2 separate regions of the Homo sapiens genome follow, and region 2 is linked to region 1. The links are chromatin loops, found by intact Hi-C in ENCODE. Cell type or tissue: HCT116. All regions are shown on one strand. Each heading gives the region's core, and the rest is flanking DNA. Links, peaks and the distances in the headings are about the cores only. Region 1 has its middle 23 kb from the start of AK3. Region 2 overlaps INCR1 (interferon stimulated noncoding RNA 1).

Region 1 (17,300 bases), core at 8,302-12,301:
AATCAGGGCAAATACTCTTACAATAAATTCTTTGTATTATCCAATAGATAATGGTATACTTATTAATGATCATGTTTGATGTAAAAAAAATAATAATAATGGAGCCAGGTGCAGTGGCACAAACCTATAGTACCAGCTACTCAGGAGGCAGAGGCAGTAGGGTTGCTTGAGCCCAGGAATTCAATGCTGTAATGCACTATGGTCATACCTGTGAGTAGACACTACACTCCAGCCTGGGCAACACTGTGGGGCCCCATTTCTAAAAATAAAAATTTTTAAAACTAGGTTGAAAATTACTTTGGTTGTGTTCTTAAATTCTGTTGAACAGAATTTAGGATTCTTAGAAATTTAACTCTCTTCTTCCTGCTGGAATTATAGAATCTATGTTAATTTCTTGACCTTACAAACAAGGAAATCAGTAATAATAAACTCCGTGATTGTTCCATTGCTGACCAAAATGTCAAAAAATGTTTCCAGCTAGGCTTTTTTCAGCAGCCCATAGAAAATATTTATGGTCATTTCAAACTCAACATGTTTAAAAACTGAGTTCATCTTCCACTCAAATTTGAGGTTCTTCCCAGTCATGCCATTTTTCGGAAGAGACAGGTAATGCTATTTTTCTGGCCCACCAGATTCACAACATCAATGCATCTCTCTCTCTTCTTATCAATATATTCAAGGGCCTGGTGTGGTGGCTTATACCTGTAATCCCAGCACTTTGGGAGGCCAAGGCAGGAGGATCACTTGAAGCCAGGAGTGGAGACCAGCCTGGGCAACATAGCAAGACCCCATCTCTACAAAAAAAATTACAAATTAGTAGGAAATGGCAGTGTGCACCTGTAGTCCCAGTAACTTGAGAGACTGAGACAGGAGGATAACTTGAGCCCAGGAGTTAGAGGTAGTAGTAAGTTATGATCATGCCATTGCACTCCAGCCTGGGTGGCAGAGTAAGACCTTGTCTCTGAATAAACAAACAAACAAATAAGTCATATTAAAGAAGATAGCAATTCTTTTTTTAGGAGGGGGACAGAGTCTCGTTCTGTCACCCAGGCTGGAGTGCAATGATGCGATCTCGGCTCACTGCAACTTCTGTCTCCCGGGTTCAAGGGTTTATCTTGCCTCAGCCTCCTGAGTAGCTGGGGCTACAGGCGTGGGATACCATGCCTAATTTTTTTTTGAGACGGAGTTTTGCTCTGTCGCCCAGGCGCCCAGGCTAGAGTGCAGTGGCGTGATCTCAGCTCACTGCAGGCTCCGCCTCCTGGGTTCACGCCGTTCTCCTGCCTCAGCCTCCTGAGTAGCTGGGACTACAGGCGCCCGCCACCATGCACGGCTAATTTTTTGTATTTTTTTTTTTAGTGGAGATGGGGTTTCACCATGTTAGCCAGGATAGTCTCAAACTCCTGACCTCAAGTGATCCACCCACCTCGGCCTCCCAAAGTGCTGGGATTACAGGCATGAGCCACTGCACCCGGCCAAAGAAGATAGCAATTCTGTTGATTCTTCCTTTAAACCCTCTGTAGGATTCCAGCCCCTCCCTTTGAAATTTCATGTCACAACCTTAGGCCCTATCAACTGGGAAGCTATTAATAAAGGAGAACCAGAATTAATCTCCATCCAGCCGCCTTCATTATTCTTCCTAAAGTATCCTTATGTTTTCAGTCCTTTTTTTCTTTACAATGTGTGTTAGCTCCAAATTGCTTACTGACTCAAATCAAAACTCTTTGGCCTAATGCCATTCACCCAAAAACTATTGATTTAACTACTCTGTGCCAGGCACTGTGCTGGGCAGGAAGGATGCAATGGTGACCTTAACAGACAAGATTCCCTGCCTTGTGGTGCTACAATCTAGTGGGGAAGACAGATAAAAAAAATTGAACAACAACAACAAAACAACAAAATAAATATTTAACTTGTGACAAGTGTTCTGAAGGACATCAACAGAGCGCTGTGCCCAAGAATCACAGAGACAGTCTGTCTACTCTGGCTGCTGTGTGAGGTGAAGATTGGAGGGAGTTGAAAGAGGACATGGGGAGAACAATAAAAAGAACGCTGCCATTGTCTGTGTCTGAGCAGCAGATGACAATGGCCTGGATCATGGTGATGGCAATGGAGAGGAAGGGACATGGTCATGTTAGAGATGTAGTTAAGAAGTAGAGGTGATAGGACTGGCTCATGAATCTGACGCAAGAAGGTAGTAAGCAAAAAAGCTGAATCAAAGATCATGTCCAGCTTTCTGGTTTGAACAATTGGGTAGATGGTGGTGCTAGTTACTGAGATGAGAAATATAATAGAAGAGGGGATTTTGGAATTATAATCAAGGGCTGCACAGGGTGCAGTGGCTTATGCCTGTAATCCCAGCACTTTGGGAGGCCAAGGTGGGTGGATCACCTGAGGTTAGGAGTTCGAGACCAGCCTGGCCAACATGGTGAAACTCTGTCTCTACTAAAAATACAAAAATTAGCCAGGTGTGGTGGTGCACGCCTGTAGACCCAGCTACTTGGGAGGCTGAGGCAGGAGAATTACTTGAATCCGGACCTCAGTGATTCTCCTGCCTCAGCTGGAGGCAGAGGTTGGAGGCAGCTGTTGCAGTGAGCCAAGATTGTGCCACTGCACTCCAGCCTGGGCGACAGAGTGAGACTCCATCTCAAAAAAATAAAAAATAAAATAAAATCAAGGGCTCCATTTTTGGATGTAACGAACCATATAAGGAGCAGAACCAGCTCTGCCATCACAACAATAGTAGCAGCCACAAGAAGCATGTTCCTGCGGTCCCTCCCCTTAAACCCAGCTCTCCCAGACAGAACCCAACCCTCTGAGCAGCCAGTGGTTGATCCTCATCCCAGCTGGGGACCCCGTTTAGAGCAGCTTTGACCTTGGCTTATTGAATTTGTCTTCTGCTGCGTTACAGGAGGTTCCAACCCTCCAGAGCAGAAAGATGTGTGACCAAAATACCTCCCCAGATTATTGGGCAGGAGGGACAGAGAGAAGGGGATTTCTCCTGAAGACTCCCTAGTTTAGCGGGGCCACCCTCTCTTATGACTGCCTGTGGAATAGAAAGAGGAGAGCCCTCATTTTCCATGGTTCTAAGGGTAGAATTCTAAGAAGTCCCTTGGAAGTAATTTCATCCAGAAGGAAGCATTGCCATACACCTCTCCATCCAATACTCTGTCGAACAGGAAGTGGTAGGTCTGACTCACATCTGGAGGAGGTGCTCTCCCTGCTAGGAGCAGAGAGAGGCGAAGTCAGCCCCTCCCTGGTCCACAGTCATCTTGAGGCTGAGTCCTGGCACCCTGTCCTGTCTAGTGTTGTTGGCCAGGGCCTGCCCATGGGAATAGGGCTTCTGGCTGGATGGCTTTCCTCCCACCCCCCTAGGTGGCCCTCCCTGGACAAGCTGAAGCAGATCTGCCTCCCTGACTGTGACGTATTTTGTGGCCCCTAGAACCTGTCCCAGGCTCGCTACTCTCACCTCAGGCACCATGGCGAGGCCCTCAACTTTCTGGACAGAGAGATTACTCCCTGCATTGCTGCCATTATTACTCAGGCTGCCCAGATCAGGCAAAACTCATTCTCTGAGGCCAAGTGCTCAGGCCAGCCAGAGAACATCAGAGGTGTCTGCAGCTAGGAGAGATAGCTCGGCTCCCCTGCTTACAGAGACGGCTCCCTCAGGCCCAGAGCAGCCCTTTCTCTTGGGTTGGGGCAGGGGACATTGGACAAAGACAGGAACATCTGCCACCTGAGGCACTCCTACTTTGTGCTTTCCACCCTAGCCACTGACACCATCCAGAGGTAGCTATGGGCTGACCCTTCACCATGAGGACAACCAACCACACTTCCAACTCCACCCAAGATGAACACTTTGGCCTTTAGACTCCTTACCTCAATCATCACTAGGACAGCTTACTTCTTGACCTCCTCTGAGTCACCCAACCTCATGGGCCAATTCTGTGGATATCAAAGAGTTATTGTCAAGTGTAAAATGATTCCTGGGATGATCTGGGACTTGACTATCCACTGCCTGACCAGCATCTTCCAGAGCAGGTCTCCTGTACTGAGAAAGAGAATCAGCCTTCATCAGTGACCTGTGTGTCCCCAACAAGAATCCAACAAGACCGTGCTCCCTGCCATGACCAGAGACCTGAGTGTATTGGTCAGGGTCCTCCAGAAAAAGAACCAACAGGATGTGTGTGTGTGTGTGTGTGTGTGTGATTATAATACATATATTTATTATTATTTATGTAGTATATGTATGTGTGTATGTGTGTGTATATGTATATATGATGCATCATAAGAAATTGGCTCATGCGGTTATGGAGGCTGGCAAGTCCCAGTATCTGGAGGCTGAGTCAATACACTGGAGATCCAGAAGAGCAAATGGTTTAATTCCAGTCTGAGTCCTAAGGCCTGAGAACCAGGAGAGCTGATGGTGTAGTGCCTGTGCAAAGGCTGGCAGGCTCACTTGCCAGGAAGAACTAATGCTTCAGTTTGAGTCAAAGGCAGGAAAAAGCTACTGTTCTAGTTTGAAGGTAGTCAGAAAAAGGAATCCCCTTACTTGGGAGAAGGTCAGCCTTTGGTTCTATTCATGCCTTCAACTGACTGGATGAGACCCACCCATGTTAGAATGAGCAATCTGTTTTATTCAGTATACCCAATGTAAATGTTAACCTCATCCAAAAACACCCTCTCCAAAACATTCAGGATAATATTTGACCAAATATCTGGGCACCCTGTTGCCCAGTCAATGTGACACATAAAATTAACCATCATACCTGAGGATGCAGACTAACTACCTCAACACCCTCTGAGATGCGAGTATATTAGGGCCCAAGAGGAAAGAGTCTAACAGTGAAATACATTAGACCCACTGCAGAACTGCAGAGGGATTAGATAGTGGGCAATGCCCTACCCCAACCACCCCAATAACTCACTAGCTCTAGTTTTGATATGTTAACTTTGAGAAACCTGTGAATCCTCCACATGTCACTGTCAAGTAGGCAGTAAAATGTTGGAGCTAGGAGGTCAGATGAGAGAGAGGCTGGAGACACATATTTGGGAATCAGCACAGAACATTAAATCAAAGGGTAGTAGGGCCAAGTGTGGTGGCTCACACCTATAATCCCAGCACTTTGGGAGGCCAAGACAGGGGGATTGCTTGAGCTCAAGAGTCAAGACAAGCCTGAGCAAGATTGTGAAACCTGTTCTCTATAAATTAATTAGTTAATTAATTAAACAAACCATTAGAGCTAGTTCTCTATTTAAAAAAAAATCAAACCAGTAAACATAATATAAAAATAAATAATTTTTTTAAACCAACAGGTAAAGATTATAGAGACAAAAGAGAAGAGGGTCCAGAATGGATCCCTGGAGAACTAAACCATCTGAGATTGAATAGGGGAAGACAGATATAGATAGGTGGAGCAAGCTGAGAAATGCTGGGGTAAGGAGAGGAAAACTAGGATAATATGGGGTCACTGAAGACAAGAAAAGAGTACATTGAAAATGATTGTACCAAAAGCCACTGTGAGGTCAAGTAAAGAGGAGAACATACAAAAGCTCATGGGGTTTGACCATTTTTATTTTATTTTATTTTATTTATGTATTTATTCACTACTGATCAGAAGGCAAGACCATTTTCAAACTTCTACAATTTGGTTCCATTTCCCCTAAATGACCTGATCTCTTGTTGAATTCTAGCTGGAGTCACACATCCCAGTTTGCTAAGGGCAGTTCTCCAAATAGTCATGCTGTGCTCATGTCAGAATGTAATTTTTAAAAGTAGTTTTATTTCTTTTATTTTTCTCTTTATATATTTTTGTTTTTTCTTAAGAGGTCACACCAAAGACCAAATGTAATTATTAATAGTGCTCTCTCTCATTATCAAAAGTGCATCCGTTTGCAAGATAAATTACATGGTTACTCTCTTTCTAACACAAGCCATTTGTGCCAGGTGAGCAGGGGTAACTTTCCTTCCAATTCCCACCATTCTTCTTCCTCTTTTGGGGCTTCTTCCCAGGGTGCTCCCCACACACCAGAAATGCTTCTGCTTCTTTCTGACAAACTCAAGTCTCACCTCTCCATGCTTCTTCAATTCTCATCCAACCAATGGCCTACTCTTTCTTTCTCTTTATTTTCTTAACAGTGTATTTTTATTCCAAACAATATCCGATTTATAGAAAATTTGAAACCATAGAACAAAAGACTTTTTTCTCCTCATCTCTTTGAGAATAAGTTACCAACATGGTGTCCGTGGCCCCTAAATACTTTAGCATTTTCTTATAAACAAGGACACTCTTCCTACCGAAATCAGGAAGTTAACACTGATGCATTGTTACAGTATAATTCTCAAACTCATTCAGGTTTCACAAACTGTCCCAGTAGTGTCTTTATAGCAAATGAGTGCAATTCAGAATCATGCGTTACATTTATTTGTCATAGCTCTTTTAGTCTCCTTCAAATGAGAAAGATTCCTCAGTTTTTTTCTTGACTCTTGTGACTCTTGACTCTTTTGCAGTTACAGACTAATTGTTTTATATAATATCTCTCAGCTTGGGTCTGTCTCATGTTTTCTAATGATTAAATGCAGGTTATGTATCTTTGACAGAAATACAAAAGAGGTCATGTGTTCTTCTCATTGGATCCACACTTCAATATGTCCTATTACTAATGATGTTAACTTTGATCATTTCATTAAGGTGGCATCTACTGTGCTTCTTGGCTGTGAAGTTACTCGCTTTTCCTTTGTAACAAAAAGATGTTTTGTAAGGAAGAACTTTGATAATATGTAAATTTTCCATTCCTCTTCAAAATTAATCCTTATATCACTTTATATCAATAGGGACTCATGAATTATAAATTATTCAATGGGCATATTACTATCAATGGGTTATATTACTATCATTATTAAGTTTGATGTTCAGATTGTCTCAGATTTGGCCAGCAGGAAATTTCAGGCTGGTTTCAGTGTCCTTCTTTGAGTACTTTCTTACTTTCTGACACCAGAAGCTATCCCAGACTCATCTTTTACTTTTCATTTATTAACTCCTAGAATCAACCATTTCTCTTAAGGGGTCTTGGTTCCTGTTAAGTGAAGAATGATATTTAGAAAGCAGGATTGGGGCCAGGGATGGTGGCTCATGCCTGTAATCCCAGCACTTTGGGAAGCCGAGGCGGGTGGAACACCTGAGGTCAGGAGTTTGAGACCAGCCTGGCCAACATGGTGAAACTCCGTCTCTACTAAAAAATACAAAAATTAGCCAGGAGTGGTGGTGGGCACTTGTAATCCCAGCTACTCGGGAGGCTAAGGCAGGAGAATCGCTTGAACCCGGGAGGTGGAGTTTGCAGTGAGCCAAGATCACACCATTGCACTCCAGCCTGGGTGACAGAGTGAGACTCTGTCTCAAAAACAAAAAAAAACCACACACACAAAAAACAGAAACCATGGCTGGGCACAGTGGCTCATGCCTGTAATCCCAGCACTTTGGAAGGCCGAGGAGGGCGGATCACGAGGTGAAGAGATCGAGACCATCTGGCCAACATGGTAAAACCCCGTCTCTACTAAAATTACAAAAATTAGCTGGGCATGGTGGTGCGCTTCTGTAGTCCCAGCTACTCAGGAGGCTAAGGCAGGAGAATCGCTTGAACCCAGGAGGCGGAGCTTGCAGTGTGCCGACATTGTGCCACTGTACTCCAGCCTGGCGACAAAGTGAGACTCCGTCTCAAAAAAAAAAAAAAAAAAAAAAAAAAACAGAAAGAGAAACCAGACTTGGGACCAGGCACAGTGGCTTATGTCTGTAATCCCACCACTTTGGGAGGCTGAGATGGGAGGACTGCTTGAGGCCAGGAGTTCAAGACCAACTTGGCCAACATAACAAGTCTCCATCTCTGTTTTTTGAGACAGGTTCTTGCTCTGTCACCCAGGCTGGAGTGCAATGGCATGATCTCCACTCACTGCAACTTCCACCTCCTGGGATCAAGTTATTCTCCTGCTTCAGCCTCCCGATTAGCTGGGATTACAAGCACGTGCCAGCACTCCCAGCTAATTTTTTGTATTTTTAGTAGAGACGGGGTTTCACCATGTTGGCCAGGCTGGTCTCGAACTCCTGACCTCGTGATCTGCCCACCTTGGCCTCCCAAAGTGCTGGGATTACAGGCATGAGCCACCATGCCCAGCCTGACTCCATCTCTATTTTTTAAAAATAAAATAAATAGAAACCAGTATTGGGCATCATTGATCTCAGGCCCTCTCAGGGCACAGAAGTAGGGAATATAAGGATGTGTGTACACACATACACAAAATCATACATGCATTTACCCTTATATTTCTCTACATACGTAATAAAATATGGATCTTATTAGTTTGTTTATTGAAAACCATGACTTCATACCAATACTTCTCATTCCAACCTAACACAGTTTTCATTCTAGTTTTCTGTCCATAATTTATTTTTTTGAGATGGGGTCTTGCTCAGTTGCCCAGGCTGTAGTACAGCCTCAATCTCCTGGGCTCAAGTGATTCTCACACCTCAGCCTCTTTCCTTGAGATGGCATACAGGTGCATGCCACCACACCTGGCTAATGTTTTCTTAATTTCTGTGGAGACGGGATCTCGCTATGTTGACCAGGCTGGTCTCAAACTCCTGGCCTCAAACAATCCTTCTGCCTCAGCCTCTTAATGTGGTGGGATTACAGGAATGATTTGTTAACTGTCTTCTCCAACAGCGAGAAACTTTGCTCCCATTATCCTTAATATTGTACATTTACATACATGTCCTTGGAGATACCTTTCTCTCCCCACTGGGACTCCAACACCCTGTGGCAGACTGCCTCTCTGCCGGGACACCCCTCACCACAATTGGGTTCTGACACTCTGGCCTGGACTTGCCCCTGAATGTATGCTTTCTGATCCTGGTCAGGTTCCGGCCACCACAGCTCACCTCCACCCCACTCATAGCTGCCTATCTTGCTCGACCCTGCACCTGATGACTTTTGCACCTGATTTTTCAAGGAAGGAAAAGAGGAACTATATAGCTTTTCTCTTATTACTTTTAAGCACTTCCATTTCATTTATACTTGGTCATTCAGAAATTAAGAGTTATTTCTACCATGCACTATTCTTAAACTCTGTGATGCCTTTAAAGAGTGCCTCTTCAGTGAGACTGGGTCTATGCTGAGAGTAGAGGTCCTGCCTCCTCCCCCTTTTTCCTGTCCACCACATTCCTCTGTCTGCCCAGAGTAGGGAAGGCTGCAAACCCTCCCCCCGCCTTCCTCCTAGGAGGTCGCTGCCTGAAAGCTCTGTCCTGCCCGGAGGAAACCAGCTCAGCCTCCAGCTCTGGCCTGGCCTGATAGTCTGCCAGTAGCCAGGCCAGCTCTATCAGTTCTGTGCACGGGGATGCCCTGCGCGGAGGGGAGGGAGGAGGGGGAGAAAGAGTTGCCCGTGGGGCCTCAGGCCTTTGCTGTGCCTCAGTTCCCACACCTCAGAAGAATAAAGTACTCAACCCAGAAGAAAGACTCGGGCTTCCAGACTTTGGTTTGTGAGAGCAACGACATTCAAGGGTTACTCACGTAGACATTTAACAACCCGTAAAGGGAACTGGATGACAGAAATTACAGGATGGCTCCACCCTCGCGAAATGACATATTCATTTGAATGCTTGGGTAATTTCACAACAGGCAGTGCTGGTGGGGAGCAGGTTTTCCTCACTGAAGATGGAAATAAGGGTAATTGCTAATTTCCTTCCCCTGACCTTCATGACCTGCCCAGCTGTCTGCTGCCACCAGCCTCCTTCCACGGCTTTTCTTGTCTAAGGCTTCATGCCTTAAGAAATCAATTTACTCAGCTTTGTTCTGGGCCAGGTGAGAAAAAAAAATCAATGTATTCATACAAGTGGGACAATTGCAAACAAACGGAGTAAGAAAAAATAAATTCAGTTATGTAGTATTTGAGGCTTGAATTCGAGTAAATCAACCAAACTTCCTCCTCGCTTCAGGTAAAAGCATTTGTTGTTGACACAGCGCCACCTGATGGCAACTGGAATCTTGGCAGGAAATAGTCACCTGTCATTCCAACGTTATGCTGCTCATTTCACCTTTTTGTGTGTGTGTGTGTGTGATGGAGTCTCGCTCTGTCGCCAAGGCTGGAGTGCAGTGGCATGATCTCGGCTCCCTGCAACCACCGCCTCCCGGGTTCAAGCGAGTCTCCTGCCTCAGGTTCCTGAGTATCTGGGACTACAGGCGTGTGCCACCACGCCCAGCTAATTTTTTGTATTTATAGTAGAGACGGGGTTTCACCGTGTTAGCCAGGGTGGTCTCGGTCTCCTGACCTCGTGGTCTGCCCGCTTCAGCCTCCCAAAGTGCTGAAATTACAAGCGTGAGCCACCGTGCCCAGCCATCATTTCACACTTTTTTATTTTTAAATTTCAGTTCCCTTTCAAGCTCTAGACTCTTTCATTCAGAGTCCATTCTCTGTGTGCTTATGGTAGATGCTAAAGGTCTAAGAAAATATGACCACTTCCTGTCTAGTGTGGTGGCTCTCAAACTTGACCTTGCTCAGTTGCTCAGGCTGGAGTGCAGTGGTGCAATCTCGGTTCACTGCAGCCTTGACCTCGTGGGCTCAGGTAATCCTCCTGCCTCAGCCTCCCAGGTAGTTGGGACCACAGGCGGGAGCCACTATGCCTGGCTAATTTTTGTTTTGTTTTTGTTTCGTAGAGACAGGGTTTCGTCATGTTACACATACTGGTGTTGAACCCCCGGACTCAAGCAATCTGCCCGTATAGGCCTCCCAAAGTGCTGGGATTGCAGGCATGAGCCATCGCCCCTGGCTGAGAAAGTTTTAAAATGCAGACTCCTAGGCTCTGCCCTGCAAAGACTCGGAGTTGGTGGGTCTGGGGTATGTCCCAGGAGCTTGTGTTTAAACTCCTCAGGTGATTCTGAAACAAAGAGTTCACAAATAACATGTTGAGAGGAACTAAAGATGGAGAAGCAGACTGGAATTTGCAGTCTGGAATTGTTACTGCAATGTAATCTGGCAAATGCCACAAAGTATGAACAGGTCTGCTAGGGACACAGAGAAGGGATGCCTAATCAGACTAAGGAAAAGAATAGAGAAGGCTTCCCAGAAGGTAAGACTCTAGATGAATAAAAGTTGGTGAGATGAAGAAGGGGAGCAGGGGAATCATACATAGGGCATAAAATATGGAAGTTAAGAGGGCATGAAACTCCATGGGCCCTGAGAGCAGTGTGGGAGGCTGGAAGGAAGGAGAATGTGGCAGTGTCAGAAAATGAAGGGCCTGGGGCCAGGGACAGTGGCTCACATCTGTAATCCCAGCACTTTGGGAGGCCAAGGCAGGAGGATTACCTTGAGGTCAGGAGTTTCAAGACCAGCCTGGCCAACACGGCAAAACTCTGTCTCTACTAAAAATACAAAAATTAGCCAGGTGTGGTGGTGGGCGCCTGTAATCCCAGCTACTCGGGAGGCTGAGGCAGGAGAATCACTTGAATCCGGGAGGCAGAGGTTGCAGTGAGCCAAGATAGCACCACTGCACTCCAGCCTGGGAGACAGAGCAAGACTCTGTCTCAAAAAAAAAAAAAAAAAAAAAAAGGGAAAACGAAGTGCCTGGAATACCAAGCTATCTTTCTCCCCAAAGATCCAGGGAATGCAGAAATTTTAAGCAGGAGAATGACTTGAGAAGATCTGCATTTTTGGAAGATCTCTCTTGGCAGCAATGCTGAGGGTGCAGGACATCCGGCTTGGGTGATCAGATGTCATTTTCTAAGAGTATACAGAGGGAGGGACAGGGTTGGGGGCAGTGGGTCAAGGAAGAGTAAAAGGGACACAAAAGGGAGCCTGGGCACGGTGGCTCACCCCTAATCCCAGCTACTTGGGAGGCTGAGGCAGGAGAATCGCTTGAACCCAGGAGGTGGAGGTTGCAGTGAGCTGAGATTGCACCACTGCACTCCAGCCTGGGCAACAGGGTGAGACCGTGTCTCAAAAAAAGAAAAAACAAGAGACACAAAGGGAAAGAGGAGGCCAGGCATGGTGGCTCATGTCACAGGAGGAAGAAGTTCAAGAGATCCATGGAGACTGTAGTTAGTAACAATGTATTGTATACTAGAAAATTGCTAAGAGAGTGGATTTTAAGTGTTCTCACCACACACAAAAAGAAATGTGAGGTAATGTATATGTTAATTAGATTGATTTTGCCATTCCACAATGTGGACGTATATCAAATATCATGTGGGACACCATAAATATATACAATTTTTATTTGTCAGTTAAAAAATTTTGAAAGAGCAATCATTTTAGAGTTTTCCCAGCTTGTAGCCATGAGGGGTTACATGGGTGTCTTTATGTCCACAAGAAGAGCGGCACTGAGTAGGCAAAAGGACAGGTGCCCAACCCACAGCTTCTGCTTATTCCCTTCCTTCCCCTTGACCAAGCTGAACTTACAGCCTGACCACAGAATGACCCAACAAAGCTAAATTTAATTGTGTTTGGAACCTAGGAGCAGACTCAATTTGATTTCTAAACCTCCCGAGAGAAGCAGTGTACCCAAGGCCATCTATCGTGTGGCATGGATAAGGGAGTCTGTCTTCTCTCCTTTTGTCAGGGAGTTCTGGGGTCTGTGTTCATTTCCCAGTTGTCCTTGACAACCCTGTTTTATGCTGGACAGCAGAGTGGGAAAAGCACTGGTCAGGAACCAAACGAATTACCGAATTGTCTGACACTGTCGCTTAAGCTGGCTGTCTCTGTTTTCTGTCTGTAGAACAGGGATAATAGAGCCTGCCCTTAATCATTGCGTGGTTGGTCTAAAGGGTGAAATGAGACAGTGCTCTCGAAACTGTGAAATGTGCCAGGAGCGATGGCTCACGCCTGTAATCCCAGCACTTTGGGAGGTGGTGGTGAGTGGATCACTTGAGGTCAGGAGTTCGAGACCAGCCTGGCCAACATGTTGAAACCCCGTCCCTACTAAAAACACAATAATTAGCCAGGTGTGGTGGCCTGCACCTGTTATCCCAGCTACTTGGGAGGCTAAGGCAGTGAGCCGACATCGCGCCACTGCACTACAGCCTGCGTGACAGAGACTCCGTCTCAAAAAAAAAAAAAGAAAAGAAAAGAAGAAAAGAAAAAAGAAAAAAAATAAACACTGTAAAACGAATATAAGATAGGCCCTACAACTAGGAGCTGCGTTACCGGAGTTAGGTCGGGAGAAATAATGCAGGAATGGCGCCCCCTTCTGTGCGGCGCAGGAACTGCAACACACGCTGGCGGCAGCCTTCATCCCTGGTGGGGTCCGAGCCTCAGGCATCTCAGGGAGGGGACCTTGAGGGGAGGGTGGCATAGAACCAGAGGGAAGTCATAAAACTGGGCCTGGCATCTTCACAGCAGCTTAGAATTCTCAACCATGACCTTCTATGCCCACTTCGGGACTCCATTAGTCACAGTGGGTCTTTCCTGCAGGAGACTCCAGCCAAGATATTTAGGCCAGATGATTTTTTTTTTTTTGAGTTTCGCTCTTGTTGCCCAGGCTGGAGTGCAATGGCACGATCTCGGCTCACTACAACCTCCACCTCCTGGGTTCAAGTGATTCTCCTTCCTCAGCATCCCGAGTAGCTGGGATTACAGCTGTCCACCACCACGCCCAACTATTTTTTGTATTTTTTAGTAGAGATGGGGTTTTACCATGTTGGCCAGGCTGGTCTCGAACTCCGACCTCAGGTGATCCACCTGCCTCGGCCTCCCAAAGTGCTGGGATTACAGGCGTGAGCCACCGCGCCCAGCCTAGCTTCTAACAGAGTTTATTACTTTTCTTTTTCTTTTGTTTTCTTTTCTTTTTTTTTTTTCTGGCCAATTGACGCTTCTGTGGACCTAAAAGGAAGAAGCTGAGGCGAAATTAATATAGAGAGTTTATTGGGGTCAAGGTTGAGAACTGCAGCCTGGGACACACTTTCAAGTTGCCTTGGAGAGTGCTCCCAAGAACAAAAAGAGAGCCTCGAATGTTTAAAGAATATAAGACGAATCAGGAGAGGGGGCAATTACAAAATTGATCATTAGGATTTCTCATTGGCTTACAGAAATAACACTGATTAGTGATTGGCTAGACTTTGTTGAACTATAGGGTGTATGGCATTTCATGGCTAATTGGCATCAGTTAGTCTAGAGTCTTCATAGCAAGAGACTTCAAGAGATCATTATTCAGCTCGAGAAGGAGTGAGATGTGACTGCAGTTACATCCCAATGCCTCTCTGGGCCTGATAATGTAAAGGGGTTCATATTTCTCAGATTAAAAATTTATCTTTTATCAGTGACTTGCGCCTGTAATCGCAACACTTTGGGAGGCCAAGGCAGGCAGATTGTTTGAGCTCAGGAGTTTGAGACCAGCCTGGGCAACATGTCAAGACCCCACCGCTACTAAATTAGAAATTAGCTGGGTGTGGTATCAGGCACCTGTGGTCCCAGGTACTGGAGAGACTGAGGTGAGAGGATCACTTGAGCCCAGGAGGTTGAGGCTGCAGTGAGCCATGTTTGCACTGAGCGGGGTGACAGAGCAAGACTGTCTTAAAACAAACAAACAAACAAACAAAACCTTTTCTTTTCCCTCCACACTTGATAAGAATGGTTTTTCACCTGCTTATCCACAAATTCCATGCCATTCTCAGGAAAAGTGAATTACAAGCCTGAAGCAAAACTGCAAAGAGGGCAGGGTTTGTCTGGAGGCTCCTTCCCCCACTTTCTGTACAGGAGTTTTCTTTGAGAGCATCATGAGCCAAGAGCCAGATTATTCTGGATTCCTTTCCCATCCCATCCAAATCCCAACCTCCCTGTGCCCAAAGCATAGTGGCTCTGCTGTCTGCTGTGACTAATATGATTAATTAACTTTTAAAAAGTTATTGCTAGGTGACAATATCTTAATGTGCTAATGTATTTGTCTTTTAATAGCAGTCTTTAAAAACTGGAGCCAAAGATGGGGGATAGAGGTAAAGAGAAGGATAATTTCAATGTCATATTACACAATTTGTCTGAAGAGATTATTTGTATACAAGGCCCTCCATTTACATAATGATAAGGCATGCCAACAACAGGAGCCTCACTGTCCCTCTGAGACAGGCATGATCTTCATTATGCTATTGAGACAAGCGTGGATCAGAAAGGTCAAGTGCTTGCCAGGGTCTGTAGAACTAATTAGTGATGAAACCAGGATGAGGACTCAGCTACCTTAGGCTAATTTGCACTTCATTTCTTTGCCACCTTATTCTACTGTGAGAGAATATTTAATGAGGTGGAAGTTGCAAATATTGACTGAAAAGAGACACTGTTTTTTTTTTTTGTCTGCAGATTTACATTATCCTTTGCTTTGTTTTTTTTTTTAATAACACTTGTCACTACATTGAAAAGATGGTGGGAAGGAAGGAGAGAAGAAAAGATAAGCAGAGCAAAAAAAGAGAGGGAGCAACCAGTATATACCTAGCATTTTACATATGCGACATAAAAATTATAAGAGGTCACTGTTTTAGACTAAGTTTCTGCACTAGGCCCCAGCAGACCAGACTAAAAAGAATTTCCACATCCATGTCACCAAACCCAAACTAAATTGTTATCTGACCTTCCTAGAAATCCGAAGAAAGAGATAATAGCCAATTTTCCAAATAGGCCAATCTTCAATTGGCAGGATAATGAAGTGCCTTCTGCTTTAATTCCTACCTAAAAGAAGTAGCCTGCAGTAACCTGATGTTAGCTCATCAGTTATTTTTCTATTGTTCTGTCTCCTCCTCACAGGAAAGCAGCTTTGCAATGCCTGATACACACCGTTCTTTGCCTCTGCTTTCTTCACCTTTCCCTGTCTGTAATTCAGCCCTTTCTCAGCTCCTAGAACACTTATTCTGTTTTACAGAATGAAGTGTTGTCCGACTCTAGAATCACAATTAAAACCAGGTGAGCTCTTTAAATTTGCTGTAATTTTGTCCTTTGACACATATATAATCTTATTTAAATCTTGCAACAACCCCATAGGGCAGGTATTATCCTTCCCCTGTTTCATAGAGGCAGGCTGGTGAAGCTAAAAGAGGTTAATGATTTTGCTCAAGGTCTCTCAGCCTGTGAAAGTCAAACTCAGCTGTGTGTAACTGCAGATCCTGTGATCCAGGAAACTCTTGAATTTCAAGGAGGACGATTACCCTCATGGGAGTAAATGATTACCTTTGTAAACCAAAAATAAAATCCTAAGCTTCCCAGCTGACGGATTGGACTCTTTCTTGGCCAAGAGAAATCTGAAAAACTGAGTCCCTGGCCATGATGGGATGGGAGGTCAGGCGCGCCTCATTATACTCCCTCGCTTTTACAGTTTAGACACAACAAATGCGCAGCATTCATGTTAAAATAGAGATCATGAAACTTAACAAGAGGGACTCTTTGTGAAAATAAGATACCAAATTATAAACAGGACCTGAGGCTATGCCCGACAAGGGTTAAGTCACAAACCCCTGCAGGTCACTCTGACCCAGACTTTCTTGACTTAAATGTTCCTTTCTGTGGACTTCAAATTTTTAGACAAACCTTTACTCCTTTAACCAATTCCAATTTTTCTTTTTCTTTTTTTTTTCTTTTTTTTGAGACAGGGGTCACTTCATTACCTAGGCTAGAGTGCAGTGGTGTGATCACTGCAGCCTTGACCTCCTAGGCTCAAGTGATCCTCCCATTTCAGCCTCCTGAGTAGCTGGGACTACAGGCACATGTCACCACACTAATCTAATTTTTAAATTTTTTGTAGAGATGGAGTCTCACTAGATTGCCCAGGCTGGTCTTGAACTCCTGAGCTCAAGCCATCCTCCTGCTTTGGCCTCCCAAAGTACTGGGATTATAGGCATGAGCCGCTGTACCCAGCCCAATTGCAAATTAAAGAATATCTGAGTCCGCCTATGACCTGTAAGCTCCTGCTTCAAGATATCTCACCTTTTCAGGCCAAACCAATATATATCTTCCATGTATTGGTTTGTCTTTACCTGTAATCCCTGTCTCCTTGAAATGTCTAAAACCAAACTGTCACCAACTACCTTGGGCTCACTTCCTCAGGACTGCTTTGCGGCTGTGTTTCCAGGGGCCATGGTCACACATATTGGTTCAGATTAAACCTCTTTAAAACATTTTACAGCTTGTTTTTTTTTTCTGTTAACACATTATACGTGGGATCTGGGATAGAAATGCCCTGTATGGGCCACAGCCTGTGAATTAATGGGGCATTAATAGGATAACGTGATGTCTCATTTCTGGAGGGAAGTCAGTGCTATGGTGGGGGAAGTTTTGTATCAGA
Region 2 (10,165 bases), core at 148-4,147, 830 kb before region 1:
AGACATGAGAAGAATTTAACTTGCCCATAACAACTGGCAAAATTAAAACGGAAGGAAGAGAATGCAGAATGCAGACTCCTCTGCTTCCCTTTCCTTTTCTCTCCATCTTTTTTTCTTACGACCCAGTCTCGCTTAACCTGAATCTCCACCTGGGAGTTGTAGCATTCCTAGGCTAGCTATCACTAAGGTTGGAAAAAGGAATGATCAAGAAGGCTTCAGCCTGGAGATAGTGACTGAAAATCACCCTGGGGCAGCTGGAAAATAAAAAGAAATAACCCTTAAAAAAGATGCTAGGAGGAAAGAAAGGTAATCCCATCTCTACCTGTCCTAGCTTCACTTTCATCTTTTCTGCTTTTTTTCTTTTGCCAATTCACTGTACCATTCGGTTATATAATGTATATATTGAGCACCTACTGTCTGTCAGGCACTGATACCTGCATTTTCCTAGTAACGACAGGGCTTTCTACACACTTTCTGATCTCCCTTGAGACCCTGGCCCTTCTCCAAAGCCCGTAAAAGCCACTGTCTTTCCTGTGTTAAATCTTCTCCCGCTGTGGCCTCAGGTGGCTCATTGGAACAGCAGGAACAGTTAAATCTGGAAGGCTTCAGGGTTTCTGTTATCTGCTCACTCCTCTACATGTGGGATTCTCTGATTCTTTTTCTCTAAAGGGGATATTAAGGGGGAAAATATCCAGGTTCAACTGGGGTTTTAGCACCTGTGGAAAATAATTATTGAACTTGACTGAGTGAAGGGCTGGCTGATTTTGGTGGATCCCTGAGGTCAGAGCTCAGTTGATTCCCTAAAAACCATTGAGTAATTTCCCTCAAAAGAAGATTAGGTTAAAGAGTAAGTTTGAGGTGCACAGAGGGAAACTTTGTGGGAGGGAAAACAGAAGAGAAATAACACCATTACCCCAATCTATTTCTGATAAATCAGCATAGAAAATCCATAATGTTGTAATTCTATTATCAATGGATGATAGAGAAGCATATTACCACAAAACAAGGATGATGAAGGAAAGATATAAAGGGGACATATAGTGATGTCTGTTTTGGCTTTTAAATCAAATTCCACAATAGGACTACATAAGAACCAATTTGAATGCTTACCACAAATTGGTATCTCTGCTTACATATTCTCTTTTTACCATTTTCCTACTGGTATCTGATTCTGTTAACAGTGTACCTACAGGGGCCAGGCACTTTGGGAGGCTGGGGCGAGTGGATCGCTTGAGCCCAGGAGTTTGAGACCAGCCTGGGCAACATGGTGAAACCCCATCTCTATTTCCTTAAAAATTGAAAAGTGAAAAGTAAAAATTAAAAAACAAATTTTAGAAAGTGTATGTACAGTGTCAGGGAAAGGGGAAATTTAAGGAAGAAACATGCAAATATTGAGGTTCTACTGTAGTGCCGTCAGAAGCAACTTTAATCTTTCAAATGTCACAAAGTTACATAGCAACCGTTGGAAAGAAATCTAATCTAGACCTCCAAGTTTCCCCTATTTCTTTAAATAAGGGAAAGTCTTCAGTAATTAAAGACCACTTTAAACCGGCCTGTGGGTTGCTTGAGTTAAAAAAAAAAAAAAAAAAAGAGGAAAGAAAGAATTTGTAGTTAATTGATAGGTGGACACCACATTGAGGGTCAAGTGGTTCAATGTACCTTAGAAGGAACCCATGGTAAGTCTTTGTAACTGAAAGTGAAGCAATGGGCCAGGTGTGGTGGCTCATGCTTGTAATCCCAGCACTTTGGGAGGCCGAGGCGGGCGGATCACCTGAAGTCAGGAGTTTGAGATCAGCCTGACTAACATGGTGAAACCCCGTCTCTACTAAATATACAAATTTAGCTGGGAGTGGTGGCACAAACCTGTAATTCCAGCTACTTGGGAGGCTGAGGCAGGAGAATGGCTTGAACCCGGGAGGCGGAGGTTGCAATGAGCCAAGATCGCGCCACTGCACTCCAGCCTGGGCGACAGAGTGAGACTTTGTCTCAAAAAAAAAAAAAAGAAAGAAAAAAAGTGAAGCAGTATAGTGTTTGTCAAAGCGTGATCTGTGCATTCGTGCCCATCCACAAACTGTTGTTCCTGGTCTGCAAAGGAACTGAGTGTAGAAACTTTAGAGCAATTTCACAGAATAATTTTAAGTCTATTGAATCTAATGGTTAAAAAGATTAAGTCTTCTATTTGTAATACCTTTACTTATTTAATTTTTCTGCTAAATTATTTTTATTATAGCTTTTAAAAGTATTGGTCTGTGAAGGATTGGAGGTTGAAAAAAACAAAGTAACAACAATTTTTTACCACAGTCCGTTTGAGAAGCACCCGTCTAGATTGTGCTTTCAGGTGGTTGCTTTCAGGGCTTTGTCATTGTGCAACACTAGGGGGCACCATCTGCATGGTTGTGTAACACAGCCGCCCTAATTTCTAATGACCAGTGCTAGATAAGAGGGCTGTGAATTATCCAACTGTAGACCACAGATGTGCCTTTATATGGACACATGATTTTGGATGGGTGGGGATATTTTGTAAACTTAAACTGTTGAGCCCAGATATGTAAAACAACTTGTGTTTGAAATGTCAGATTTGTATTATGTATTAACCTGGTAGGCAACTTTTTGATTCCTCAGGACAGAGAGATATCACCCCTTCTACTCCCACTGACCAAGAAAGTTTAGCTGGTTTTGCCAAGATTTGGCAGAAACTGCCTTTTACCATTTCATTTTCCTTTGTGGCAGTTTTGTAAGTGGAGAGGAAGTGTTTGAATCTGAGCCCCCTGCAGCTCCGGTTTGAGTTACAGCTTGAGGTCATTGTTCATTGATAGGCAATCACGTATGTTTGCTTAGAAACAGTAAGCATCTCTCCCAATACATTGTTCTTCTTAATTATGTTTTAATTAGGTGAATCTTAAAATACATTTTTCTTGGTGGTATGATGTAAAGAACTTTGGAGTTATGTAAGCCTGTATGTGGACCCCAGGACTGTTATAATACCTGGCTGTGTTACTTGGGAGATAGGACTCTCAGCTTTCATTTCTCATCAATAAAATGGGGATAATCCTGCCTATCTTGCCAAGGTGTTGTAAGGGGTTAAGTAAAATAATTCATGCAAAACACACCCCACATGGTACTTAGCATAGCACGCTTTCATATGTGTTAATTTCTTCTTCACTTTTATTTGGGCAATAGGCCCAAGAGAACTTAGGGGAAGGATGAATGATAAGTAAGTAAGGCAAGGAAAGGAATGAAAGAACATAGCCTTGGATTGGCAATCTGCAGTCCATTAAAGTCAGCTGGTTCAGGGCATTGTACCCCAGCATGTGAACTAATTTGCATTTTTAATGCCCATCGGCCTGATATCATGGGAATGTGCCCAGCCAATTTGGGAATATCATTCAAACCATCCACAAGGACCATGTATAGCAGAGGTGTCCAGATTTCACCAGCCTTCAGTGGGCCACACTTCTAATTAATGCCCAAATAACTTTCAGCTTCATCCCCTTATGTAACTGTGAGAAGATTAGTCTCTGACTTTTCCCAAAGAATTTCTGGAAATTCCCAGGAATTCTTACCATCTACTAATAGAGCCCCATTAAGAGTCCATCTTGTAATTCCCCAAAACAGAGAACAAGACTATCATTTAACAAAATTTTACTGAAAGAGATGTGGGAAAGAGATTTTACTGAAAGAAAATCATGAGAAGAAATAACAAGGCAGAAAAGAAAAATATAAAACTGGGCCCTGTAGAACATCCCCTACCTTTATCTCATAGGAGGACTATCTCCCCTTTATTCCCTGTCCCTCTACCTTGTGGTAGGGATCAATATTCCTACAGATAACAAGAGTCCATTGACCATGGCTCCCCTTCCCAGACCCCAAGGAAAACAGTCTCAGGGCTGCTCAGTAAATATTTGTTGAATTAATGAATGGTCTTAACCTTCCCATTCCAGATTAAGATCTTGGCTTTATATTTATATGATTGTTAAAATTTTTATTTAGATTTTTTCCCCTCAAACAATCAGTTTCAAATGTAAATTTTGAATCTCCCTTCTATTATACACTTAAAGATCTGTTAAGGGGTAAAAAAAATTTACCTTCCAGATAGGTAATTTTTTTAATTTGGCAACTTGGGAATAGTAGCTTTTCTCTGTCCTTGTACCCAACTTCTTAACTTTAACAATGAAGATTTTATGGGCCCAATGGCCCCAGCCTAAGCTGGTGCACCTTGTTACATAGGGCATTTACTGTTGAGAGCATATTTCTGAGAATCCCAAGATTTTCACTTTTGCATAAAGGCTGACTGAGTAGACTCTGTTATCCTATAATATAGCTTTTAAAACAAATTATTGTACTAGTAGCTAATTGCTCATTAAGATCTAGCTTTATGGGCTAGGCGCAGTGGCTCATGCCTATAATCCGAGCACTTTGGGAGGACGAGACAGGCGGATCACTTGAGGTCAAGAGTTTGAGACCAGCCTGGCCAACACTGTGAAACCCCATATCTACTAAAAATACAAAAATTAGCTGGGCTTGGTGGTGGGTGTCTTTATCCCAGCTACTTGGGAGGCTGAGGCAAGAAAATCGCTTGAGCCTGCAAGGTAGAGGTTGCAGTGAGCCAAGAGCGTGCCACTACACTCCAGCCTGGGCAACACAGTGAGACTCTGTCTCAAAAACAAAAAAAAAAAGATCTGGCTATATTGCTATATACTAACTGTGATAGGTTCTGTAGTTCCTCTCAATAACACTGCCAGGTAAGGTTCGTTATTTTATGTATGAGGAAACTAAGGTTCAAAGAGAACGACTTGTCTGTAGTCATGCAGCTGGTTAATGGCAGAGCTGGATTCAACTCAGGCAAGCTACCTATAGATCTCAGGGCAGGTAGGAAAGGGTTATATTAGACTCAAGTAGGAAGCTTTATGAAATTGCTCCCCACTTCCTGCTTCTCCATGATATTCTGATATGTACCCCAAATGGCTGTGAATCTTTGCAGAAGTCAGTGGTTGTTACTGACCGGAGAGTGAGGAATTATCTTCCATGTTTTGGGGGTGGTAAAAATTCTGAGAACCACCACCACATGTTACTTCTTCCATCTGCCTTCCGCTGCTTGAGGCTTCAAAATAAAGTTGTAAGAAATTCCAGCTCTTTGCCCTTACCAATATAGCCCAGGGTGACTCTTACTTAATTCTGTATATGAGTTCCAGAAAATATAGAACTCTATAGAAAAAAATGTATGGCACTTGGCTGAGATTTTCTGTTGACTTCCCTCCAGTCCTTATAAGATCACTTTTCCCTTACTTGATTGTTGTCCCCCATTGACCAAACCAGCAGGTTCTGGCCACTCCCCTCAGTGACTAAAGCTGTCAGCGTCATTACTAGGGTTAAGGCCCTGTCATGGGCTGCCCCAGCCACACACATATTCCAGCTGCTTTGCCTGTTTTAGTCATCCTGTGACATCTCTTCTTGTTATATAGGATATCATCTATGTAAAAGATGAGAGAGAGAGAGGGCTTCTGTGATCTGCAAACCCTTTGAAGACAAGGCTGATGTTTTACTATCTATCTTGGTGCCTAGTACAGTGCTTAGTACCAAATGAATGATAAAATACATGAGAAAGAACAGGATGGTCTCCTCATGATTGCACTTTCTCAGGATAGGCCTGGACCCTATCTCCATTTCCATAGAAATGGCCCTTTCCCCCAGGTTCTGGTACATGGCCCTGGTTGAGCTAATAAACAGCAACAAAAGAACTTAAAGTCTAAAAATGCTTTGAGGCCTGAAAGAAATTATCTCTGAAGGTGAAGTGTTGAGGTAGAAAGATGGAGAAATGGGGTAAGTGCATGTGCAGGGAAAGGGCAGGGACTTCCCAGCTCACCTCCTGTCATGTCCAGATGCAGCCACATACTTTGCTTACAGTGACTTGTCCTGTGTGGAGGCAATTCTTTGAGGCAAAACTATGCCTTAAAGCCTTAAAGCCCAGCCCAGAATTTCACATCAGCCCTTCTCTAGTCCTGACATTATTCACCAAATAAAAGGCAGATACTTGCTATGTTTTACAAGTTTCTTGTCTGTGTCATCAGCCTTGTTCCATCCTTAGATACAAAGAGGGTTGAAAACAGGATGTTTGAAAACAGGATGTTTGGGTTAAAAAACAGGGTTGAAGAAAAAAAGAATAATATTCAGAAAAGAATGTGGCAAGTGGACATAGTTCTTAAGGAACCCTACAAATGAGATTTGAAAACCTGGCTCATTTCATGATTCATTGACTCAAAGATTTTAAGGACATATTTCAGCTGGTAGAAAAAAGTTCACTTGAGGATAACATCTTGAGAGTCAAGTTGAAGATAAAAGACTCCTGTTTCTGGTATCTCTGTGAAACATAAACGAGGGTACCCTTTAGGACCAAGTACTTCATAGAAAGTTAGAGCTGGAAGGGGATTTACAAGCCATTTCATTTTAGTCTTCTCAGGAAACTGAGGCTCATAGGAGTTAAGTGTCTAGTTTGAAGAATTATGGGATCTTAGAGTAAGAAGATTTGTAATTCATCACCTAAGGGAAGAATACTTTCCAGAGTATCCTGAAAAATGGTAGCTCCAGGCTATGTAGATATATCCAGGAACCAGGAGGTTAACCTTTGATGAACAGCTCTAGTTGTTAGTGAATTCTTTCCATTTCTGGGCCAAATTCTTCTTCAATGTAACTTGCACCCATTGATCTTGGCTCTCATGTCTTCCCTTGATAATTCTTCTCCAGGAGAAATGCGCCCAGCTTCTTCCAATATTCCTAGTCTAGGGGTGGCTTCAAGCCCGATTGCCATCTTGGGTGCTTCCCTCTAGATCTACTCTCATTTATTCATGTCCCAATTAACAAGTCGGGCCCAGAATAGAACAAAATATTCTAGAGGTAGGCTGGCCTAGACATAGTAGGTTCCATAGGACTATTTGTTCCCAGTTCTGAACAGTGTCCTGTCAACACTGCTGAAGTTCTCCTTAGTGTTTTTGTTTTGTTTTGAGACAGGGTCTCACTTTGTTGCCTAGGCTGGAGTGCAGTGGTGAGGTCATGGCCCATTGCAGCTTTGATCTCCTTGGGCTCAGGTGATCCTCCTACCTAAGCCTCCCTAGTATCGGGACTACAAGTGTGCGCCATCACGCCCAGCTAATTTTTGTATTTTTTATAGAGACGCAGTTTCGCCATGTTGCCCAGGCTGGTCTCAAACTCCTGGGCTCAAGTGATCCACCTGCCTTGGCCTCTTAATGGGCTGGGATTATAGGCATGAACCACCATGCCCAACCTCCTTAGTTTTTAAGCAATTGGATTTCAATTCAACCTGCATTTGTACTTAGGGCACATTTGTAGTTTATGAGTATGATACTGTTTAAATTCTTTTCTATTAAATCCCCAGAACTTTTTCATATTAACTGCTAATAAACTGCTCTTCCATCTTAGGTGTGTGGATCAAAAGCAGGACCTTTCATTCTACCTCTTTGGTTTTGACCTCGTGATTCAACCTGGGACTTAATTTTTTTATTTTTTATTTTTATTTTTTGAGGCAGGGCGTCATGCTGTTGTACAGGCTGGAGTGCAGTGGTACAATCTTGGCTCACTGCAGCCTCAACCTCCCGGGCTCAAGCGATCCTCCCACCTCAGCCTCCCAATTAGCAGGGATCACAGGCACACACTACCACACCTGGCTAATCTTTGTATTTTTTGTAGAGATGGAGTTTTGCTATGTTGCCCAGGCTGGTATTGAACTCCTGACCTCAAGTGATCTGCCCGCCTCGGCCTCCTAAAATGCTGAGATTACAGGTGTGAGCCACTGTGGCAACCTGGGATTTTGAAATAGAAACTCTTCTATCCAACTGACTCTCTCTCCCTACTTTATTAATCATCATATATTATAAGCTCATCTTCTATGTTTTCATCCAAGTTACCCATAAGACAGAGGGAAAAAGACAATTTTTTAGTAGTTGCTTTGTCAACCTAACCTCTTCTCTCAACCATATTCACTTACTCACAAGGATATAAATGTACATCTTGTTGTGTGCTGTGATTAAAAATCAATATATTCTATGTCTATGGCAACTCCATGAGCTACCAAACTTGTAACTCCCTAAGCTACCAAACTGGTAACTTTTTTTTTTTCTTTTTGAGACAGGGTCTCATTCTGTTTCCTAGGCTAGAGTGTGGTGGTGTATTCACAACTTACTGCAGCCTCAACCTCCTGGGCTCAGTCGATCCTCCCACCTCAGCCTCCCCAGTAGCTGGGACTGCAGGCGTGCACCATCACACCTGGGTAATTTTTGTATTTTTTGTAGAGATAGGGTTTTGCCATGTTGCCCAGGCTGGTCTTGAACTCCTGAGCTCAAGCCATCTGCCTGCCTCAGCCTCCCAAAGTGCTAGGATTACAAGTGTAAGCCACCATGCCCAGCCCAAACTGGTAACTTTACTGAAAAAGAAATGGGATAAATTAGGCAAGTTACTTAACTTCTATAAGCCCAAGTTTCCTCATCCATAAAATGTGAATATTTGTTCTACTCCCTTTACCAGGTGGTAGTGAGGCTCAACTAGTATAACAAGACATTTGAAAATGCTTTGTAAACTTAAAAAAATTTTTTTTTGAGATGGAGTCTTGCTCTGTCGCCCAGGCTGGAGTGCAGTGGCGTGATCTCAGCTCACTGGAAGTTCCTCCTCCCAGGCTCAAGCAATTCCCCTGCGTCAGCCTCCCAAGTAACTGGTGGGCACTCATCACCACGCCCGGCTAATTTTTGTATTTTTAGTAGAGACGGGGTTTCACCATGTTGGCCAGGCTGGTCTCTAACTCCTGACCTCAAGTGATCTGCCAGCCTCGGCCTCCCAAATTGCATTTTTCTTTCCCTCCCTGCTCTCTTGGGCTACTCCTGTCCATGGGGAGCTCCCACCCACCCTGAATTCCTTTGGGTCTTATGGTCTGGTCCCACTTATCAGTCACTTGATTGCATGTAGCTTTGGTTTTTGTGGTGTATTTCTCCAGCTCACTATACATTCCTCAAACTCAAGGTAGAGCATATCTAATACATACTTTGTATTTCTCACAAGTACACAGTGCTGACTGGGGGTTTCAGAGTCCTAAGACAGAGTCTGAAACACCCTGGGGACTAGATGAGCTGCCTTTATGCCACACAGCCTTGAAAGGGAGGGGACTGTGTCAGGGTAGTCCAGTGAATCACCCTGTCTCATTGATGAGTGTAAGAAAGTAGAGGCTCTGGTCAACCTGGACTTAAACTTTCCATTGTGCTTCTCAGGGGATACAGCTGTAGCCTGCCAGACTGGCATTTTCCCTAACAGCTTTCAAATGTCACATTCCACTATAACATACTCACACACAGAAGCTGTTCTTTCTTTGTCTTCATTTTGAGAACACTCAGAAAAGTTTTTATATTTTGGAAAGACCCCTTTCATTCCCCACCCTTGAGTTTTCTGCCTTCAGGACGTTAGTTCTTGAAGACAACTCCCCAGAGCACTAGTGGAAAGATGCTGGCAGCTCCTCCAATCACATGAACCTCACATGTTCTGACGCAGCTCAGTCATGCATTCTGTGCTGGAGCTGCATGATGTTTGATTAGGCAGGCAGGATGCTGGCAAACCCAGTGCCTTTTCAAACTTTAACTTAGTACACTTTTCTTGTAGTTTCTCTTTAGATTCTCATAAAAACACAGGTGAAAGTTTGTACTTGACATAGGGAAAAAACACAAGTTGTGCATCTAAAAATTCTGCCCCAGAAACATTATATCTGCCATTTATGTGACCTTTTGATTTATAATAAGCAGATGCTGAAATTCTAAAATTTCAAAATATTTTTAAAGAATTGCTTAAAGATTTTTTTTGAATTTAAAATGTTTATTTTTTAAGCTTTTCAAATACAAGAAGAATATAAAGAAAAAAATTACCCATAATCTCATGACATTGACAAAGATAGCCACTGTTATTGCCATTCTAATTTTATAGTTGAGAAAACAAAGGAGAGGAAGAAAGGAAAGAAAATGAGCTTTTAGGGTTTTTTTTCTCAACTTTAAGAAAAAAACTCCTTAGAGGGATCCCCCAAAATTTTGTAAACAATTGACAGATATTCATATTCCTAATAACACATATTGCCAGGAGTACCATTGCTGTTTCTGAACACCATGATGTTTCTTCAGTA

The links. Hi-C counts contacts between places; a loop is a spot of excess contacts. Peaks named below come from ENCODE experiments on the same cell type or tissue, not always from the same donor. Only the 100,000 strongest peaks of a DNase experiment are listed, where the experiment ranks them.
Region 2: a loop joins it to region 1, with 6 times the contacts of the local background. A loop is called at or near these places in 73 of 110 quality-filtered maps.

What each region holds. Positions count from the first base shown.
Region 1 is chr9:4,755,439-4,772,738 of GRCh38, reverse strand. It overlaps the pseudogene ECM1P1. Among named protein-coding and RNA genes, the nearest start is that of AK3, 23 kb to the right of the region's middle. RefSeq lists an enhancer at 8,872-9,810. In HCT116, for the core only: a CTCF peak has its summit at 10,011 (motif pointing left); a DNase peak (open chromatin) is centred at 10,008.
Region 2 is chr9:5,582,428-5,592,592 of GRCh38, reverse strand. The region is part of intron 1 of INCR1 (interferon stimulated noncoding RNA 1); the gene reads left to right. Among named protein-coding and RNA genes, the nearest start is that of RIC1, 42 kb to the left of the region's middle. RefSeq lists an enhancer at 2,501-2,690. In HCT116, for the core only: a CTCF peak has its summit at 2,382 (motif pointing right); a DNase peak (open chromatin) is centred at 2,392.